Regions from separate parts of the Homo sapiens genome. Here regions 2 and 3 are each linked to region 1. The links are chromatin contacts, found by Hi-C or POLR2A ChIA-PET in ENCODE. All regions are on one chromosome and are shown on one strand. The core of a region is the stretch at or near the end of the contact, and the rest is flanking DNA. Distances in the headings are between cores, read along the strand shown.

Region 1 (2,928 bases), core at 399-2,898:
TAGGGGCGCCAGGTTGCTACCGCCGCAAGCCGCACCGGCTCCGCCGCTCTCCAGGTCTGTGGCCACGGTCGCCGCCGCCAGGTCATAGGGGCGGCCGGGAAGCACTGGGGGAAGTCGCTTCATGTGGGAGAGCTCCTCCCGCCAGCGCTGCGGGGACAGGGCGGGAGAGACCTGTCAGTGGTGGTCCCCTGTTGCCACCCGACATACTGACGTGCTGGCGGGCCACGCGCGACTGCACCGCCCAGACATGGGGACTGGTCAGGCAGGAAGCACCCGGGAACCCAGGGCGCCAGCGCTGCAATCTCGGCCCACTCCCGGGTCGAAGAAGAGGTGATGCGTCTGTATTGCGGGTGTTATGTCCTGTCTGCCCAATTGCGTGTGAGCGAGCGCCGCGGCTGGTCCCTCCCCCTCCAGGTCCCGTGGACGTCCCCGGAATTGGCACACCGAGGCTCTCTCGGTGCGCTCTCGCCACGGGGCCGCCTACGCGCTAAACTCACTCTGGCCCAGCCAGTGTCTGGGGACGCGGCCACCTCCCGCCCGGTGGCCCGAGAGCGCCCGCCCTACCGACAGCGCGCCCGGGGACTGGTGAAGACCCGGCTTGCGCCCCAGGCGGCTCCGCAGTGCTCGCACCACGGGCATACACAGCTGAGCCAAGGACACGGAAGCTATCCCGGGAAGGTTGCGGAGTCCGCGCGGTGGCCGCTCCTTACCCTCGTTCAGTGGCTCTTGGTGACCCCAAGGCTCCGCCCGCCCCCACCACACCCACGAAAACCCACCGGGCGTTCCCGGCGGCCCGGAGCGATACTCACGTTATTCGGGGCACCTGCTTGACGCAGTGTCTTCTCCCTTCCCGCCGGGCCAGACGCGAACGTGGAGAAAGATGGGAGCAGCGCGTCGCTGACAGCCATGTCAGACTCGCCAGGTGGCTGCCTGCGAGCAAGGCAGGGAGCGGAGACAGGAGAGTCAGGGGCGGCTTTCGGCCGTCGTTCCGGCGCGTCCCACCGGTCCTCACCCCTCCCTGCTCCCAGCGCCGCGCGCCTCACCTACCTCATTAATGTGGGGGCCCAGAAGGTCCTCGGCAGCCCGAAGCAGCTGGGGCACCTGAACCCCAAAGTCAACGAAGAGAAGAAACGAAGCCAAAACCCAAAACCCCAAATTGGCCGAGATCCTTCTTCTTTGGATTAAATATAACTTGGAAGCGTCTTTTTTAAAAAGTTCCTTTGTATACAAAAGTTCTTAGAAAAGTTGTAAACGCAAAAATAGACAATCAGCAAGGCGAGTAAGTAGGTCCGGTGGCCGGGCTGCGCTCTCTTCCACTCAGCAGCGTCCCCCACCACTGTCGCGGTCGCCTCGAGTGCTGCCGTGGGCGCAGGGGCTGTGGCCGGGGCGGTGGGCGGGCGGTGCCGCCAGGTGAGACTGGCTGCCGTGGCGCGGAGCTGCGAACTGGTCGGCGGCGCAAGGCGCGGACTCCGGTGAGTTGTGTGGAGCGCGCGCGGCCATGGGCGCGGGCCACGGGCGGGTGGGAGGGTGGGGGGCCAGAGGGGCGGGGGAGGGTCACTCGGCGGCTCCCGGTGCCGCCGCCGCCCGCCACCGCCTCTGCTCCCCGCGCGCCCGCAGACACGTTCGTTCTCTCTGGTCGGGAAACTGCCGGCCGCCGGCGCGCGTTCCTTACTTATAACTTCCTTCGCTACAGCCTTTTCCTCCGCCTTCTCCCATGCCCCGCCCCTCCCTTTCTTCTCTCCGCCCCCCCCGAGGCTCCCTTCCATCGTTGCTATGGCAGCTAAATCAACAAACTCGGCGCACGTGGGGGCGGGGGAGGGGAAGGAGGGGCGCGGGCGGGGCTGGGCCGGGCCGTGACGCCAGCCAGGCAGCTGGCGGGCTGGAGCCGAGCTGACGCCGGCGGCAGTGGTGTCGGCGGCGGCGGCGGCGTCCGCCCCAGCGCGGGGCGCGAGGAACCGGGCGCAGGTTCGGTCGCTGCGCGACCAGGGCCGTACTCACCGCCATTGTCGGCTCCCTGGGTTCGAAGCCCGCGAAGACTGGTGGGGTCAGCGGGCGGCACGGTCACGCGTCCGCACCCCTGCTAGCATACGCGCTTGCCGCGCTGTCTGCGCGCTGGAGAAGAGCGCGATTATCCGCGTGACTCATCCAGCCCTCCATCTCCCCCTCCCTCTCTGCGCTCGCAGGAGTCCGCTCTCGTCGCTCAGCGCCAGTGCCGGTGGCGGTGCCGGCGCTCGGCCTGACCTCGCACGGTTCCTCGCGGGCCCTTCTGCTGAGGGGTGGGGGGCGCTAGGGGTGTGGAGAGGAGGCAGTGCCCAGCACTGTGCAGCGTGAACTGGGAGCCTCAAGAGAAGGCCAGAGGAGTGTTCCGCCGGGAACAGGCGGAAAGAGGCACGAATGGGGAGTTATGGTTTTGATACTTTAAATAGCGAGAAAGGGAGTGAAAGGGCTCAAGATTTACTCAGAGGCATAAGGGAGAGAAGAGGGACTGTGAGGCGCGGAGACAGTTTTCAACCAGCCATCTCGAAGCCCTTTCCTTTTTTTTTCTTTCTTTTTTTTTTTTTTGTGAGACAGAGTCTCGCTGTGTCGCCCAAGCTGGAATGCAGTGGCACGATCTCAGCTCAGTGCAACCTCCGCCTCCTGCGTCCAAGCGATTCTCCTGCGTCAGCCTCCCGAGTAGCGGGGATTACAGGCGTGCGCCACGACGCCGGCTAATTTTTGTATTTTTCGTGGAGACGGGGTTTCACCATGTTGGCCAGGCAGGTCTCGAACACCTGACCTCAAGTGATCAGCCTGCCTCGGCCTCCCGAAGTGCTGGGATTACAGGCGTGAGCCACTGCCTGTAATATTTGATGACTAAATTGCACTGTAGAATAATAATAATAATAGAAGACACCCATTAAAGAAGAATTAAACACTCACTGATGACTT
Region 2 (3,085 bases), core at 438-2,937, 220 kb after region 1:
CTCTTGAATTACATCCTAGTTTTTAGGCCATGTCTTATGCATTCAGTTAATTAGTCTGCAAAGGCTCACTGAATGCCTAGTGCATGCCAGGCACTGTGCAAGTGCAGGATGTGCAATGAGACTTGGCCAATTTTTAGCTGTGTGGCCTTGGGCAAGTTCTTTAATATCTCAGTCTCAGATTCCCATCCAGAAAGAGGCCAGGTGTTTATGGAGGGTATTATTATTCTTCCTTTTCTTAAACTCTTAATATTCAATTTCTTAGGCTACAAAATAAGTTTAATGTTACATGCTGCCATCTATCTATCTATCTATCTATCTATCTATCTATCTATCTATCTATCAGCATCGTCATTTATCATCTCTATATCTATCTATCATATGTCATCTATATATTTCATCTATATAAACATTTAAACAATATTTTTTTCTGGCTCATTATTTTTCTTAATTCCACAAGCCTACAAAGTAGGCATCTTTGCAGTGAGCTATACTCATGCCAGTGCGCTCCAGCCTGGGCAAGAGTAAGACACTGTCTCTATCAAACAAACAAACACCCCAAACCGGACAAAACAACAACAACAAATAAAACAAAGTAGGCATTCTTACCCAATTTTACAGATGAGGAAATCAAGGCCCTGAGAGATTAAGTAACCTTTTAAAGTCACATGGCTAATAAAATGGCAGAACCAGGATTTAATCTCAGGTGTGTCTGGCTTCAGAGGCTTGCTCTCTCCTCCATAATGTGTTGGGTTTGCAGAGACACTGACAGTAAAATATGTGAAATACTCCTGCAGAAATTGATTCTAACAATGAAATGGCAGAGGAGGATCCAAGGTAGGATTAGCCCATCCAGTTAGTTTACTCTCAGTTTGCTCTGAAAGTGATCTTTAGATATTTGAAACAGAAGAAAGTCAGTCTCCTCCAGTAATGACTAAAGAAAAACTGTGCACATTGGCAAAATGGCTGGTATCCTTGCAAACATTCCTCCTGGCTCAAGCTGCAGGAATGGCACAGAGCCCTGGAGCATAGGAAGAGCAGGTGTGGCTTCCAGGGGTACCACTAGTTCTTTCTGCTTCAGTGTAGCTTCCTTTTGAAGCCTTGGTTTCTTTCATCTATAAAATAAGAGATGATAATTTGCTCAGTGATTGCCATGGGGGTTAAATAAGAAACACAGATGAATGCATTTGGATGAGGCACATTTAAATGAAGTTTAACTCACTATGGAGTGAGTCTGTGTATTAGGCATTCTCTGAGTACTGGGTACAGTGATAAATAATGTCGGGATGGTCTTTCGGAGAAAAAGATGTGATAATGGCAGTGTGGACAGGCTGTGGAGAAGGGAGTCATTATCTGGTGTTTGGCTGGATAGTTTAATATGGGGAAGCCTTCAAGGGATATATTTCAAGTTAATGGGATGGGAAGAGGGGAGGGGGAGAAGCAGTTCTTCTGCCTGGGTGGGGTGGGGGGGATGATATAACTGCATCAATCTTCCCTGATGCTGCAGCTGTCCGGAGATCTTTGCCTTTGGCCTTGTTCTTGGCAGAAAGTTCGGCAGTAAGTGGTGCTGTGGAAAATATCTCTGTGGTTAATGAATCAATTCATTAAAAGCACTTAAAACAATGAGAAAAACCCTTTGCTGGTTTGTTTCCATCAAGAATGGGCATCACATGTTGCCTCATCACATCTTTCAACCCAGTGACCCAGGTCTCCTCCTCGTTGCTAGAATCACAGTCTTCACATTTCTCAGGATGCGTCCGGAACTTGGTGACCCTTACGGATGTACTATGTGTTATCACTAGGGTGGTGAATCATGCCAGATGTAGATTTTACCCCCGCTGTTCTCCAGGGAGTACTATGATAGAGAGTTCTTAGAATCCTAAGGCTATTGCATCATAGCTGTGGGATTTGGGGCATATTTTCTTAATAACTTGTATAGGAAGTATACAAGTATAGGAGTATATGGACTCAGTTTTCATGCCTATGAAAATTGTGAAATATGACCTACCTCAAAGAGCTTCTATGAAGAATCAATGAAATACTGTGTAAATGCTTGGGATAAAGTAGATTCTAAGTAAATGTTTTCCTCCAACTTTCCTTTTTCTGCATCAGAGGTCAACAAACTATGGCCGACTGGTCAAATCTGACCACCTACCAGTTTTTGCAAATGAAGTTTTATTGGAACATAGCCACACCCATTCATCTCTGTATCCTCTATGGCTGCTTTTGTGTACAATGGCAGAGTGTACGGCTGTGACAGAGACCAGATGAGTCATCTGTCCACAAAGCCAAAAATATTTACTGTATCATCCTTTACAGGATATCTTTGCCAACCCCTGTTCTACATAGTAGCCTTATCTCTGTGTCCTTTTCCTTCCAAAATTTCTCTTTATCAGACTAAATGCCACTGGTGACTTAGGCCACCACTCCTATGTCAAAGTGTTTAGTCCCTCTGGTTGTTGTCCGAATGCAATCCTATTGATTGCAAGTCCTTGGCCGGGCGCAGTGGCTCACGCCTGTGATACTAGCACTTTGGGAGGCCAAGGCGGGAGGATCATGAGGTCAGGAGATCGAGACCATCCTGGCTAACACGGTGAAACTTCATCTCTACTAAAAAAAAAATACAAAAAATACAAAAAATTAGCTGGCATGGTGGCGGGCACCTGTAGTCCCAGCTACTCAGGAGGCTGAGGCAGGAGAATGGCGTGAACCCTGGAGGCGGAGCTTGCAGTGAGCCGAGATCACGCCACTGCACTCCAGCGTAGGCGACAGAGTGAGACTCCGTCTCAAACAACAACAACAACAAAACACACACACACACAAAAAACAAAAACAAGTCCTTTGAGCATGACTCCAGGTACTGGGCAAACTTCAATCCAATCCTGCTGGCTTTGGTCTGACCAAATCTGAGAAGGTGTCTGTAGGTATCACCAGATTACCAAAGAAGTTCATGTACAGATATGCATGCTTTTCATGATGGTAGCAGCTCATTCTCAAAAGCCTCAGGAGTCACAGATCACTCCTTTGCCCAGACAAATCTCCAAAGAGGCAAAGAAAGTTTTTGAGTTCTTCTCTTCTGTCAGACTAA
Region 3 (3,138 bases), core at 149-2,648, 250 kb after region 1:
TGGGTAGTCAGTAGGGTGGCTGTGAATTTGTAGTGGGAGGCTGACCTGCAGAGATGGATATCAGCTCTCTGCTTTCTTTCAGCCAGGACCAGGCACCCCACTCTGCTCACTCCATATTTTTATGCCAAGAGGAGAGAGATTGAGATGGACTATGGTCAAGTGCCTTCAATGAGCCTAGCTTCATGACAATGGCACGTGAGTGTAACCAGAACCCAGAATATTCTCATAGAAAGTGGTGGTGGCCTGGCTGACATGGTGGTGCGTGGCTGTAATCCCAGCACTTTGAGGGGCTGAGGCAGGAGGATCCCTTGAGCTCAGAAGTTTGAGAGCAGCCTGGGCAACATAGCAAAACCCCATTTCTACAAAAATTAAAAAATAACTGAGAATGGTGGTGCATGGCTGCAGTCCTAGCTACTCAGGAGGCTGAGGTGGGAGGATTGCTTGGGCCCAGGAGGTTGAGGCTATAGTGATCTGAGATCATGCCACTGTACTCCAGCCTGGGCAACAGAGCAAGACTCTGCCAAAAAAAAAAAAAAAAGAAAAGAAAAGAAAAGAAAGAAAAGGAAGAAAGGAAGGAAGGAAGGAAAAGAGAGAAGAATGTGGTGGCCCATGTCACCTGCTTCAGAATGTAGAACAAAATAGGATCAGAGTTTCTGACTGCTGCAAAGCTCCTCTGCAATTTGTTCTAGCAGATGCGCCCAGGACAGTCATACATGTTAGTGGACCAGGGAAAACCAAGCTGGGTGGACAGGAAAGCCCTGGAGCGAAAAAACCTGAATGTCTTTTTCTGTCTCCAGTGGCGGTTGGCTTGCTCTGGTCGCCCACTCAGCTTTTCCCCTGGACTCCAGAGGCCTGGTACATGCATATCTCCAAGAGAGTATAAACCAAGTAAAACTGATGTCTGTGTAAACTACTGAGGAATCATGGAGAGGGAGAGATGAATTCTACCCGGGGTGGGGCAAGGATTGGCAAAGAAAGGGACATTTATATTGGGTTACGGAAGAGGAATAGGAGTTTTATGGGCAGAAAATAGGGAAAAGCATTCACTGCAAAGACAAAAACCTGTGAAAAATCGTATTTAAAAGCTAGTAAAGGGGCTCACCCTAAGGGAAGAGTGGGGAAGATGAAGCTAGAAGGAGCCCCGCAGGGTGAAGGGCCAGAAGTTATGGGGGCTGAGAAGACTGGGCACTCTCCTTATCATGCCAAGAGGTGCTAGACTAGTGGGGTAAATTTTCCTGCAGCAGTTTCAAGTTGACTCGAACCCTGGCCTTTTCACCCTGGGCCCTATGCCCTTTTATTTTCTGTCTTCCTCCCGCCCTCAGAGTAATTTCAAATAGGTCTCATTTAAGTGAGTAAACATCTCCAATTCAGGCACCCTTCCAAGAAAACGAAAAACACAAAACAAAACAGAAACCTGGGGATTTTACTACTTGGAGCGTGGAGGGAAGAGGCATGCCCAGGCAGGAACCTAGCTCCAGACAGCTTGGGTGGGACAAGAGGGCTGATCAGAGATGCTGGGATTCCCACTTGGGAGACCAGCCCCAGGGATCTCCTTGCATTGCTTCTCTTTTTCAGGGGAAAAGAAATCTCAGAGCAAATATTTGTCATGAAAAGGAAATTTTGGCCGGCCTCAGAAATCACAGATAATTAAGAGATATGATTTATCATTCGTGATGTTTCCCCGTCATGGCCAGGGTATGAGTAAGTGTTTTTCAAGCTGCTTGGCCTTAAACTCAGCGGCGGCTGCTGGGGAAGGCTCTTCTCGCACGTCAGGGGCCTTGCTCTGTCGTCGTTGGGACACAGGCAGGGGCTGGGCAGAGGCTGGGCAGAGGCCTCTCAGTAACAGTTCCCTGGACCGTGAGCCCTGCCTGCCGAGGGAGGATGGCCTGGCAGAACGGAGGGAACGCTGGCTTTGAAGCAAGGCAGACCTAGGTGGGATTCCTTCCTCTGTCATGGCCTCCAGCAACTTCCTTAGCTTCTCTGAGCCTGTTTCCCCCTTTGTGGAGTTAACACAGAGGTTCTCAAATGAAGCAATTTTGCCTGCCACCCCAAGGGACACTTAGCAATGTCTGGAGACATTTTTGGTTGTCACACTAGGAGTAAGGGTACTGGTGGTATCTGGTGGGTTGGGGCCAGGGATGCTGCCACATGTCCTGCAATGCACAGCACAGCCCTCCACAATAGGGACCTGTCGGCTTCGATTGTCACTAGGGCTGAGGTTGAGAAAGCCTGAGTCAAAGCAATGACACAGACCTCAGAGTTGTTGAGAAGATCAAGTGAGATCATCTATCTGTACTGCCTGACACAGAGTGAGCCCCAGATAAATGGGATAAATGGAAGTTTAAAAAGTGGCTGCTAAAGTCATTTCTCCAAAAGGTTATAAGGCCACCAGTCTGGGGTAGTTCTGAAGGAGAGATGCCAGCCGGGAAGAGAAGAAGGCTAACCAGACCTACCCTCTCTAAAGATTCTCCCTCCCACCCTCCCTTTCTTCCTTCTTTTCCTTCCTCCTCCTTCAAATGTTTACTGAGCACCTATTAGCAGCTAGAAATGGGATATAGTAGGGAATAGAACAAAAAGATTGCTGTCCTCATAGAACTTTCATCCTAGTGAATTTCCCACAAATGAATAATATACATTATGATATGCCAAATGGCAAAACAAAATTTTTTTTAATCCTATAAAAAAATAAAGCATGATAAGGGGCATAAACAGGAGTGCTGGGGTGTATGTGTGTAATCGCAGTAGGTGGGAGCAGGCCTTTGAGCAGAGGACTGGAGGACATGCAGGCGGGAGTCCACCAGAGTCAGCGTCCTATTCAGATCCCGGAGCTCCGCTCCTTGTCCAGAGGGCAGCTCCCAGCCCTTCTCAGATGGCCGGGCTGCTCTTGGCCGGGGTTGAGCGGTCCTGCGCCAGCTCCTTCAGTGTGGAGGCTTTCAGGGAGCACGGGGGAGATCAGCTCTGCCTGTCGGCCCGCCCTGAGCTGACCACAAGGGTGTTTGCAAAGGAAGGGTGGGGGGTTTCGCCGATTAGGGTCCATGTGCTCAGGCCCTGGCTTGAAGGAAGCCTGGCTGGGTGCCCAGGGGGTGAGTTGCTGGCTCTTGGTCTGCCTGAAGGGGCCTGGGGCTATTTGTACTCCAC

What was found. Hi-C counts contacts between places; a loop is a spot of excess contacts on that map. ChIA-PET counts read pairs that join two places held with the same protein, here RNA polymerase II (POLR2A). Pooled maps may share reads with other maps.
Region 2: a map of mammary epithelial cell shows a loop between it and region 1 (5-fold over the local background). The contact joins the enhancer-like site here to the promoter of KLF4 in region 1. A Hi-C loop is called at or near these places in 3 of 168 maps with a recorded cell type or tissue (PC-9, endothelial cell of umbilical vein and mammary epithelial cell) and 5 of 50 pooled maps. POLR2A ChIA-PET finds 5 or more read pairs at or near these places in 4 of 52 experiments (A549, GM10248, MCF 10A and 1 more).
Region 3: a loop to region 1 is called in a map of PC-3, with 8 times the contacts of the local background. The contact joins the enhancer-like site here to the promoter of KLF4 in region 1. A Hi-C loop is called at or near these places in 38 of 168 maps with a recorded cell type or tissue (IMR-90, MCF 10A, PC-3 and 23 more), 1 of 37 single-sample maps with no recorded cell type and 27 of 50 pooled maps. POLR2A ChIA-PET finds 5 or more read pairs at or near these places in 4 of 52 experiments (A549, AG04450, MCF 10A and 1 more).

Annotation. Positions count from the first base shown.
Region 1 is chr9:107,488,121-107,491,048 of GRCh38, forward strand. KLF4 (KLF transcription factor 4) reads right to left here and starts at 1,649. Exons shown (of 5, transcript NM_004235.6): 1 at 1,048-1,649; 2 at 810-930; 3 at 1-147. The coding sequence starts at 1,052. RefSeq lists silencers at 461-510, 1,162-1,361, 1,721-1,930.
Region 2 is chr9:107,705,889-107,708,973 of GRCh38, forward strand. It overlaps LOC105376207 (a long non-coding RNA gene), which reads right to left. Exons shown (of 4, transcript XR_930225.3): 3 at 607-1,112. Among named protein-coding and RNA genes, the nearest start is that of KLF4, 220 kb to the left of the region's middle. Within about 2 kb of position 1,688, at least 4 of the 41 ENCODE cell types and tissues checked have a DNase peak (open chromatin) inside an H3K27ac peak, as active enhancers do; they include mammary epithelial cell, where a contact is called at or near this core.
Region 3 is chr9:107,736,798-107,739,935 of GRCh38, forward strand. The region is part of intron 1 of LOC105376208 (a long non-coding RNA gene); the gene reads left to right. Among named protein-coding and RNA genes, the nearest start is that of KLF4, 250 kb to the left of the region's middle. RefSeq lists enhancers at 1,397-1,898, 1,899-2,398, 2,528-3,028. Within about 2 kb of position 1,399, at least 24 of the 41 ENCODE cell types and tissues checked have a DNase peak (open chromatin) inside an H3K27ac peak, as active enhancers do; they include IMR-90, PC-3, adrenal gland and 11 more, where a contact is called at or near this core.